Regions from separate parts of the Homo sapiens genome. Here region 1 is linked to region 2. A link is a contact called in ENCODE Hi-C or POLR2A ChIA-PET data. All regions are on one chromosome and are shown on one strand. Each heading gives the region's core, a stretch centred on a gene start or an enhancer-like site at or near the end of the contact. The rest is flanking DNA. Distances are from core to core; before and after follow the strand shown. Region 1 overlaps ATP2A2 (ATPase sarcoplasmic/endoplasmic reticulum Ca2+ transporting 2). Region 2 has its middle 33 kb from the start of ATP2A2.

Region 1 (5,511 bases), core at 3,012-5,511, 92 kb after region 2:
GTGGCTCACACCTGTAATCCCAACACTTTGGGAAGCTGAGGCGGGAGAGTCACTTGAGGCCTAGAGTTTAGGTTGCAGCATCACTGCACTTGAGCCTGGGCAACAGAGTCAGACCCCATCTCAAAAAAAAATTAAGGCCTGAAGTGGCTAAACTTGAAGGATAACTCCCTTTATCTTATCCTGGCCAAAGTGGTAGATGATTGCTTGGATGAGAAGTGATATGCAGATAAGATGTTGCAATACACAAAGTCTGTGTGGGTCAGTCGGTCACGTGGGTGCCAAGGACAGGTGGGAGAGAAGAAGCAAGCTACAGAAGCAGCTCAAGAATGGGAACTGCGGAAGCTGATTGTATTGGAGGAAGGAGTGTGATGCTCTCAGAGCAGCCAGGGAGGAGCAGAAGGAGCTTAGGGACGTAAGTCAGGCTCTCAAAGTCTATGTCTGGTTCCTGCCCCCACAAACCACCACCCAGGAAACATCATTCCTGAGCTGTGTGGCAGCAGCAGCAGCTGCTCCTTTTATATGGCAGACAGGGTGATTGCTTGTTGGGCAAGAGCCCTCCTACACTATCTTAGAGTGAATACCCTCTATCTGCAGTCCAGGGTCTGCACAGCCACATGGTCCTCTAATAGGTCCACCAGACCATTTGCCTGCAAACAGCCTCATCCTCAGTGCCCACTGTCTCCTAGCTGTGGAGCTTGGATTCCTATGGAATTGGGTTCTGCTGAACATACCTCTTTTTAGCATCAGACCTACCTGTCTGTCATCACCATGGGGCTGCCAGTCAGTACTTTTGCAGCCTCTTTATAGGACATTGTTGTAACTTAGGGTTCCCTGGTAGAATAAGGAGCGATGGGAAGGGGAGAGGTTCTGCCTGCCTGAAGGAACAGGTCTGGGGGAGGAGAGAGGTAAAACTCAGCCTTTTCTAGTTGTCATACACAGCTGTATAAAGGCAAGCCTCATTTAGCAAAATGATTAGTTGTCACCACGTTTAATGCTTTTTGTATGTCATAAGCCCTTTCATCCCTTCCTGGATAATAAGGGCAAATGAGGAGGCATTGTGTCATTGGGGGGTAGTACAGCCTGAGTTGGGAGGGAGCAGTATACCTGTTTTCTTAATAACCTCAAATATCAGGCATTTTAGTGACCACACAAAATCTCAGGGTGAAAAGTTCTAGACCATCATGTCCAGCCTGCAGTTAGGGACACCTAGCCCTTCCATGACCTGTATGGCGTGGTCTTCCGGTTAGTGTGAGGCAGCATTTTGTCTCCTTTATACTGTCCTGAGAAAACAAAACTCACACTGGAATTGAGACTGTCTCAGCTGAAATATAGATTCCTTTTCAGTAAACTGATGCACAATTCACAAATAGCAGTCTCAAAGCCATGAAGGCCTTGGACCACTCCTTTGGCTTCTTCCCTCTACCCATGTGTCTTCCATGAACCCGAAGCAGTCCAGGCTTATTCACTCTGCCAGTAAGCAAGGAGTTGGATCCTGGCAGAGCCACGCTGCCTGTGATCTATTAGTTGGTGTAACTAAAAATCTGAGGCAGCCTGAAAACAGCTTCACAGATTGAGGGTTTGAGTCGTTTGATTCTAGACCTCTGACTACTCCACTGAGTGATGGGAAACAAGTCATGTAATGGGGCTGAACCAGCACTGGCTCACTAGCCAGTGACCACACAAGTACGGGCAATACTGTCATCCTTGTGTCTCCCTGCTCCAGAGCTCCCTTGTCCCATCTTTTTCACATCCCTTGGCCAAGGGATCGGAAACAGCTGTCATGCTGCTCATTCACTAAGGAGTTCCAAACACAAGCTCTTTGCCTCCCTTCCCACTTGAGACAGCAGGAACCCATGTGTAGTTTAGAAGCAGAGAGAGCAGGTCCAGCATTTTGGCCCCATGGCTTGTTTGGTGAGGTCTGTGGTTCTTGGCCAGCCTAGTACTGAAAGGGATTTCCCTCCCCCACTCCCAGCCCAAGACCTCTTACCTGGGTAGGTCCACGCCTTCCTCAGAATCATTGCGTGTTCCTTTAGTCATCCCAGTGCCATTGGCGCAAATGCTTAATTGAAACTAAACACACGTGTGATTGAGATGATACAGAATCTAGCGTAGCACTCATACCCATTCCTTTGCTGCCTGAGACGGTTCAGTGGCTGGCAGGCCAGCAGGATCGCTGCAGGGCCCTGAGCCCCATCTAGTCAGTTCATCAGCCTTCAGTCCTCCCGTAGCTTCCTAGGTTAGATGCTGATGTTCTTGGGGATTTCTATGATGATTTTTAAATGTGTGTCAGTGGGAGCAAATATAATTAACTCACCACATTAACCAAATTAAGGTGGAAAAAACAATAAGGTCACCTCAGTAGGTGCATATGATGAAACGCATCTTATCACACCAAACTAAGACTATAAAAGTGTGTCTTTAACGCTGACAGTGTGTTTACACAGAGACCATGCTAACATAACAGAATTCTCACCATTTCTATGCAGTATTATACTGGCATTCCTGGTCTGTGTAATAGGCAAGAAAAGTACAAAAACTGGAAGAGAAGGGGTATCTTTAGTTGTAGGTAACGATATAAAGCCAAAGGTTTATTCTCAGTCTTCGTCTTCCTATTTTGTTGGTGCTGTCACTCGCTCCCTCTTTGAAGCACCTCTTCACTTGGCTTCCACGATCCCATACTTGCTCTCCCTCCCTGGCCTCTCATTCGAGGTCTTTGTAGCTGGGTCTTTCACAAGGCACCAGGAGGTGAAGGCTCCATAGTCCTCAGCCATTTCTGTCTATAGTTACTCCCATGATCTCTTCTGGTCTCATTACTATAATCAGTAGCCACTAGCTATCTAAAACTACTTAGAATACCTAAAAACACTTCCTTAGATGCCCTAGCCATATTCACTTAAAGTGCTTATCCATCACGTGTGACAGCCACATGAACAGTGGCCACAGAGCATTGCCATCTTTCACAGAGTTCTGGTGGACAGCTCTGCTTGGGGCCATCTCTTCACCTCCAACGTTCCCTAGTTTAAGTCAGTGTCATTATACTGAATGGTATTCCTTGTCTCCCTTCAGCCAATGCTTTTGTTTTTTGAGATGGAGTTTGCTCTTTCGTCCAGGGTGGAGTGAAGTGGCGCAATCTCATCTCACTGGAATCTCTGCCCCCCTGGCTTTAAGCAGTTCTCCTGCCTCGGCCTCCTGAGTAGCTGGGATTACAGGTGCCTGCCACCACACCTAGCTAATTTTTGTAGACAGGGTTTCACCATGTTGGCCAGGCTGGTCATGAACTGCTGACCTCAGGTGATCCACTGCACCCGACCACCTTCAGCCAATTCTTGACAACTGGAGCTTGAGACCCTCCGTTGTCTTCTGTTTTACTTGTCTTAAAAGCCAAATGCCCCATAATGACTTTTGAGGTCTTAATGACCTGCTTCTACCATCCTCTGCCATTACCTGCCTCACCTTTTGCTCATGTAAACTCTATTCCAGCCACGTTGGCACTCCTTTACCATTCCAGGACTTGCCAGGTTGCACTTCCGTTCTCTGCCTGGTGGGTCTTCACCACCACCCACTGGGTTCACACACATCTTTTCAGGCCCCATGGGGCCATCTTTATTCAAATGTCACCGCCTTCTGGCCACTTTATGTAACAGTTCATATGTATGTATGCAAATTTTCTATCCCCCTTCCCTTTTTCTCTATAGCACTTGTGTTACTTTTGCATCTTAGTCTGTCTCTCCCAAAATAGGGGACAAGTTTCATGAGGGCAAAAACCTGTCTGTTTTGTTTATTGCTATATTCCTAGCATCTGTCATGTAATAGGTGTGCTTACTGCTTGTTAGGTAAAAAAGTTCAGAAATTGCCACCCAGTAGTATCCATATTTGTTCCCTTTGTAGGTCATTAAACAGCTGATGAAAAAGGAATTCACTCTAGAGTTTTCACGTGACAGAAAGTCAATGTCGGTTTACTGTACACCAAATAAACCAAGCAGGACATCAATGAGCAAGATGTTTGTGAAGGCAAGTATGGCAGATTGCAATTGAGATGTTCTTGCCAGGGTTAAGATCCCGGTGAACCAATAAAACAAAATTGTTTATCTAAATCTGTAACATTTCCAGGGTGCTCCTGAAGGTGTCATTGACAGGTGCACCCACATTCGAGTTGGAAGTACTAAGGTTCCTATGACCTCTGGAGTCAAACAGAAGATCATGTCTGTCATTCGAGAGTGGGGTAGTGGCAGCGACACACTGCGATGCCTGGCCCTGGCCACTCATGACAACCCACTGAGAAGAGAAGAAATGCACCTTGAGGACTCTGCCAACTTTATTAAATATGAGGTTAGCTAATGAAAAGTTTCTTTGTCCACACCCTGCACGATTCATTGTGTTTAAACAGTACTCCTTCAAGCAAAAGGTCAAACAGTTCTCACTTTTGCCAAGAAAGAGGTGTGGTTATTTGTTTTTCTGCCTGCCAGCTGTGTCACCCTTAAAATTTGCTGCTTCAAACATACATAGTTAATAATTTCATAAAAGTGTTATTTTCAAAGTAGAATATTTTCAAAGTAGAATAATCAAGATGAGCTTAAGCTTGTAAACCCCATTTTGCCTCTCATCTAAATCATGATTTTTTTTAAATTGGTGACATTTCTAGAATATTCATTAGTTACTGAAGGTCAAAAGATCCAAGTTGGAGATTACTTCCACTTTTCTACTCAGAGTAGAATTCTTTTATATCAAGGATGTGACATCCTAAAGCTATGAACAAAATGAAGAAGCTTTGGTACTGTGGGCTCAGAATAGCACAAGAGTTAAAGAATGGTTTGATAACGGGTGTAGTGGTATTTTTTTTTCTCATAAGAAAATGCAAAAACCGCCAGGCACGGTGGCTCAAATGCCTGTAATCTCAGCACTTTGGGAGGCCGAGGCTGGCAGATCACCTGGGGTTGGGGGTTTGAGACCAGCCTGACCAACATGGAGAAACCACATCTCTACTAAAAATACAAAATTAGCCAGGTGTGGTGGCGCATACCTGTAGTCCCAGCTACCCTGGAGGCTGAGGCAGAAGAGTCTCTTGAACCTGGGAGGCGGAGGTCGCAGTGAGCTGAGATTGCGCCATGGCACTCCAGCCTGGGCAACAAGAGCGAAACTCCGCCTCAAAAAAAAAAAAAGAAAAAAAATGCAGAAACCTGTCTCAATGTTTAACTGGGCATTTTTCAAACTAGGGGACAAAAACTAGAACTTGCCACTTTTATTTAAAGTGATGCTCTTATTTTAGACCAATCTGACCTTCGTTGGCTGCGTGGGCATGCTGGATCCTCCGAGAATCGAGGTGGCCTCCTCCGTGAAGCTGTGCCGGCAAGCAGGCATCCGGGTCATCATGATCACTGGGGACAACAAGGGCACTGCTGTGGCCATCTGTCGCCGCATCGGCATCTTCGGGCAGGATGAGGACGTGACGTCAAAAGCTTTCACAGGCCGGGAGTTTGATGAACTCAACCCCTCCGCCCAGCGAGACGCCTG
Region 2 (5,470 bases), core at 642-3,141:
TGGCCGTGTTCCTTCTGGAGGCTCTAGAGGAGAAGCCATTTCCTTTTCTTTCCCAGCTTCTAGGGGCTGCCCATATTCCTTGGCTTGTGGCCTCTTCCTCGTCTTCAAAGCCCGTCGCTCCAGCCTGTTTCTGTCCTCACGTGTCCTCCCCAACTCTGACCCTCCTGCCTTCTTCCTGTAAGAACCTTATGATTAAGTTGGGCCCCAGCCCTGTCTGTCCTTGGGTTTCTAAGGATTTCTCAGGAATGGAAGTGCTGTTCCTTGTCAGCTGGGAGCCAGTGGGATAAGTGCATTGATTAGGAAGTTTCCTGAGGACAGGAGGCACCCAACCTTACAGGCCTTTGACACCCTCCCGCCCAAAGCAGTTGATGACCAGTGAGAGGACTGAGAGTCCAGAAATAAAAAGAAGCGGGACCCCATATGTCTGGATTATAAGAAACTCAATTGATAAGGATGAGAGCAGGCAAACGGGCTGATGTCACACACAAGCAGCCTGATCAACGACCTTCTCCCTTGCCCCAATTCTGGAATCACTTCACCAAAGCACCACCATGCTTTCCATCTCTTAATGCCTTTATTTTTAGTTTGGGGTATTTTCTATTGTTTGAAGGTTGCCTTGCAACCCGTTCGCCTGGAGGGTTTAAACAATATAGAGTTTCTTTGCTGAGCAGCAACAGTAGCCAAGAGAGACTGAATATAAACTTTTAAGTCTATTTTCTCAGGGTTCCTCCATCAGGAATGGCTTTAAACAGAAGAGCGCACTCCCCTGGCTTGCCTCTCCCTGGGGGAGGGGAGAAGGGTAGCTGATGGAGAACATTTTGTGTTCTCTTATCTTTCATCCTAGTGGAAGGGGATAAGCACCAGAATAGGAAAACAAAATATCTGGCTATTAATATACTCTAAGTCCTCCAGCACATGGATTGGGTTTGTTTATTTGTGAAAGGGAAGGATGCTTTTCTCTGACCTTTGTAAGCGCTTCTGCCAGCTGGGAGGGCCCTGGCAGAGGGAGTGCCCTCCATAAGGTGAAGGGGCCAGGGGGCCAGGGCCTAGCTTCCTAGGAAAAGAGAAAACCCTCAGACTTTTCTCAAGAAAAGTTGCTTTTCAGGATCAACCTGCTTCAAGCCCCAGCAGTGTCATCCAGGAAAAAAAGAGAGAGAGAGAGAGAGCAAGCAGGAGGATTTCTCACGCAAGAGCCAGAGTGTCCCCACCTCCCCACCAGACGTGTATCTCTGTCACCCTGTTTGTACCTAACCTGGGGAACCAGAGAACTGGGCAGCCTTGCCAGAAGAAAGAACACACAGGTTCCTCAAGACACCCACTTATATGGCAGTAAGCAAGGCTAAAAAAGGAGTGTTCCCCTGCCCCAGAGGACAAAGGCTGGCAAGAGGAAGGCACGCAACACTGCCCAGCTCAGGCTCTGCACTGTCATTCTGTGTTTCCCTCGGACCCTGTAGTGGATTGAACCAAGGAGTGCCCTGGAGTAGGTCATCATTTTCTGGGCGGCTAGTTAATGATAAGCTTTCAGCTGGGAAGGAGCCAGAAGGAAAGAGGCTTCCTCAGGGGGCAGGAGCACGCAGGCCTCCAAGCCCCACACCTGCTGTGTCATGTCAGAGGTGCCAGAGCACCCTTTGACTGCCTGAAGAGGTCTCGGCTTGCCACCCACCAGGGTCAGGTCGTCTCAGGTCCCCGGGGAGGTTTGACTAGCCAAGAGCCCCAGGCAGAGGCACCAGGAGAGGAGAGCAGCATTGGCAGGGCCTGCCCTCTCCCAGAGCAAACAGGGACAAAGGTTGGTGTACTCACGGCTGCCTCTCCCATCCTGCCTGTGCCTGCCCGCCACACCAGATACTCCAGGTTGTCCCAGCATTGCTACATTAGGCAGGAATCTGTCATCTCTGCCTGCTGGGTCACTCATTACCCCAGATCCAATTCCCAGGCAGGGAAGTTTGGGGCATCAGAGCAGCGGAGAAGGCTTTGGCATTCAGGAGCTTTAAAACAGAAAAGCTGTCGTGTCTGTACCTGTTCAGTAGGGAGCCAAACGTGTTTATTGCATGTGTTATGATGCTATCGTGAAAGTATGCATGAAAGGAAATAATTTGTAAGCTCGCTACCCTGCCTGTCTGGAAAAGTGGGGCCCTCTGTGTAAACCCCAGCTCTGCAGGCATTCTGAGAGCTTGAACATTCCTTGTGACTATTTCTTATACTACATTTCACTGCCACCCCAGTGTGTTTGAATTTGTCTCTGCGCCAGCAGGTCGGAGTACCCATTGGGATTCTCTGTGAGAATTCAAACAAGTTGGAGGCGCTGAGGTTGCCAAGTGCAACCAGGTCTGGCACAGACTTGGCGTGAGAGAGAGCAGGAGCAAGAAGGCTTGGACATCATGAATCACTGAAGCCCTGGCCCATATAGCCTTCTTGTTTGGGATTAGTATAGAAGTGTTGTTTTTCCTTCTTTATACCTGAGAATGGCCTTCAGCTGCTGAAATGATGATATTTATCAAGGTAGTACTATACTAAGAACTGAATGAATGATCTCATTTACCTCCCACCTCAAACCCATGAGATAGATACAGATGAGGACCCATGCTCAGAGAATTTGAGTAACATGCTTAAGGTGACCTCCTACTTCATCTGCAGTTATTTTGTTTGTTTGTTTGTTTATTCATTTGAGATGGAATCTCACTCTGTTGCCCAGGCTGGAGGGCAGTGGCACAATCTCAGCTCGCTACAAACTCCACCTCCCAGGTTCAAGCGATTCTCCTTGCTCAGCCTCCTGAGTAGCTGCGATTACAGGCGTGCACCACCATGCCTGGCTAATTTTTGTAGTTTTAGTGGAGACAGGGTTTCACCATGTTGACCAGGCTGGTCTCAAACTCCTGGCCTCAAGTGATCCACCCACCTCAGCCTCCCAAAGTGCTGGGACTACAAACATGAGCCACCTTGCCTGGCCTCATCTGCAGATAAGACTTGCTAGCACCCTATTCTGAAAGGAGAGGAAGAAAGAAGATGAGGATGAGTATTTCTGAGGGCTGTAGTTGTGTACTGGTTTCTTAGAAGCTAGGGCCCTCCTGATTTATATTCCATGGGGCTGTCTGAGGAAGTTGTTTAGCTTTTGAGGTGATAGATGAGGGCTGGGTCACTTCTGTTTGCAGAGTGTGGGCTGAAGGGTAAGTCAGGACATTTCTCCTCTGGTCCCCATCAGGGACTCACAGGCTGACTCCTGTGGCTGTGTTTATATCATCATTTTTAAGGCATCAGTACCAGCATGGCAGCTCTAAGCTCCCTCTTCCTTTTGCCGTCCTCCATGTGGAAAGAAGCCAAACGGGAGAACTTCCCCAACCATTTCCCCTCAGTGCAGCTGGTACCAGCTTGAAACCTAAGACACATAGCACTGCAGCCCGGCCAAAGCATGGCTAATCCGTGTTTCTTTAGACACAGCAGGAAGCTGCTCTGTGGCCTGGTGTCAGGAACCATCTCAGGGCCCATGGGTGTTCTGCTTCCTTGGTTTGACCCTGAGGGGTCAGCTGGCAGGTGAAGCCCATCAACACTGACTCTGTAGACGGGGACTATCATCAGCAGCTTATGGAAGAGAGGGAAGAGGATGTCTGGGATTTGAATCTTTTACTCAGGGCCTTTTCTGGAAAAGCAGTCTCTTTGGAAAAGGAGGATGATAGAGGAGTTTCCATAAGGTGGAAACGGCTCCCTCCATGTGTGACTGTGAGAAGGGAGTGTCGGTCCAGTGCCATGTCCCATTCCAACAGGTGGCCTCCAGTTGCCATCAGTGCCCTTCGCCATGCCTTCGTCCTGGGGGTGGCCTGCAGTGTTGGTAGGGGACCCTGCCTTTCCTGGCCATCCCCATAGGCCACAGGCCCCTCCAGTATGCTGCTCCTGCACGGTGCCCAGAGCCTGTTCCACCCCGCCAGGCACCTCTGTCCGTCACATCGGCTGCACACATCAGCTCTGCCCCACTCTGTGTTTCTGAATTACTCTCACTGGCAACCAGCACAAGCTCTGCCCTCCCAGTGTCCTGATATCCTCTGGTTAATAAGCAGCTCACATAAAGACACCAAGAGCTGTTGCAAGTGGTAGAGAAAAGCCACAGCTCTCTGAATACAGTCCAGGAAGCCCTGGACTTGGCCCAGGAACTTGGTGGCTGTTTCTGTTCTCTGCCCCTTGGTAGCCTTCCTCACCGGGTATAAAAGGGAGAGAAGCTTGAATCCTTACCCTGAGGCATAGGAGACTACAAGGCAGTGAGGGGCTTATTAGTCAATGAGAGACTTTTGCTGAAGCTGGACGACCCTTCCTGGAGGAGTCCTCTTTTCTAAAAGAAAACAAATTCCTGCCCTTTATTCTTTCAAATCTACTTCTAGAAAAGTCTTAGAGTTCCTGTTAATTCAAACACCAATCTCCCACCTTCCCTCTCTCCTGTCTCTATGAGCTGCCTGGGCGGCACACTTCCTACCCACCTGCTCACTCCCTCCATCTCCTATACTGTTTTATCCCCTGGAGTTTGGAGATGTCCCTGTGGAAGGGGACAGTGGGGAGTGTGTGCCAGATCCCCCCCGCCCATTGTCACCTTGGTCTGAATCCAACCCCACAAGGGGAGCTGGAGCCGTCTCCCTGCATCTCCCTGGGCCTGCCCATTGTCAAGGTCCTGGTCACCTTTGAAGCCTCCTGCAGGGATCCCCAGTGCCAATGGAGCCTTTTCCAAAGCCCAGTAGCATGACATTTTAGACTTGGAAATCCCTAGACAAATAAATCTCACTTAATCCTCACCAAGTTGGCCCCCAGTGGAGACAATTGCTTAGCCAAGTTTATCAGGTACCACTAGTTCTTGCAGCAAACATTCCTTCTGTTCCAGGCATTGTGCTCGGGTTGGCAATACAGGATAAACAAGACAAGGTCCCTGTCCTTGCGGAGCAACCAGACCATCAGAAGAGACACACATAAAACAGAGGGGCCTGCTCATTTTGCATGCCTCATACCCAACATTTCTCCACTCTCACAGGCTCTCCAAGTCCCTACTCTTGCCATTTCCCAGCTCTGTAATGTAAATGGCTTACTGTATGCCTCAGGCTCCTCATCTGTAAAATGGGGTTATTAATAGTATCTACCTCGCCTGGGGGCGGTGGCTTATGCCTGTAATCCCAGCACTTTGGGAGGCCGAGGTGGTTGGATCACGAGGTCAGGAGTTCGAGACCAGGCTGACCAACATGGTGAAACCCTGTCTCTACTAAAAATACAAAAATTAGCTGGGCATGGTGGCCCGCACCTTTAATCCCAGCTACTCTGGAGGCTGAGGCAGGAGAATCACTTGAACCCGGGAGGCAGAGGTTGCAGTGAGCCGAGATCGCGCCATTACACTCCAGTCTGGGCAACAGAGCGAGACTCCATCTGAAAAACGTAAAAATAATAGTATCTACCTCATAGGGGTGCTGTGAGGATTTAATGAGATACCATATTTTAAGGCACA

The links. A loop is a pair of places that touch in the nucleus more often than their neighbours do. ChIA-PET counts read pairs that join two places held with the same protein, here RNA polymerase II (POLR2A). Pooled maps may share reads with other maps.
Region 1: a loop to region 2 is called in a map of Calu3, with 7 times the contacts of the local background. The contact joins two enhancer-like sites. A Hi-C loop is called at or near these places in 2 of 168 maps with a recorded cell type or tissue (Calu3 and K562) and 1 of 50 pooled maps. POLR2A ChIA-PET finds 5 or more read pairs at or near these places in 7 of 52 experiments (HepG2, OCI-LY7, PC-9 and 3 more).

The regions. Positions count from the first base shown.
Region 1 is chr12:110,335,393-110,340,903 of GRCh38, forward strand. ATP2A2 (ATPase sarcoplasmic/endoplasmic reticulum Ca2+ transporting 2) reads left to right here. Exons shown (of 20, transcript NM_170665.4): 12 at 3,889-4,011; 13 at 4,111-4,329; 14 at 5,267-5,511. Among named protein-coding and RNA genes, the nearest start is that of ATP2A2, 57 kb to the left of the region's middle. RefSeq lists enhancers at 3,602-3,701, 5,109-5,511. Within about 2 kb of position 4,262, at least 7 of the 41 ENCODE cell types and tissues checked have a DNase peak (open chromatin) inside an H3K27ac peak, as active enhancers do; they include PC-9, where a contact is called at or near this core.
Region 2 is chr12:110,245,985-110,251,454 of GRCh38, forward strand. No RefSeq gene overlaps it. Among named protein-coding and RNA genes, the nearest start is that of ATP2A2, 33 kb to the right of the region's middle. Within about 2 kb of position 1,892, at least 22 of the 41 ENCODE cell types and tissues checked have a DNase peak (open chromatin) inside an H3K27ac peak, as active enhancers do; they include PC-9, where a contact is called at or near this core.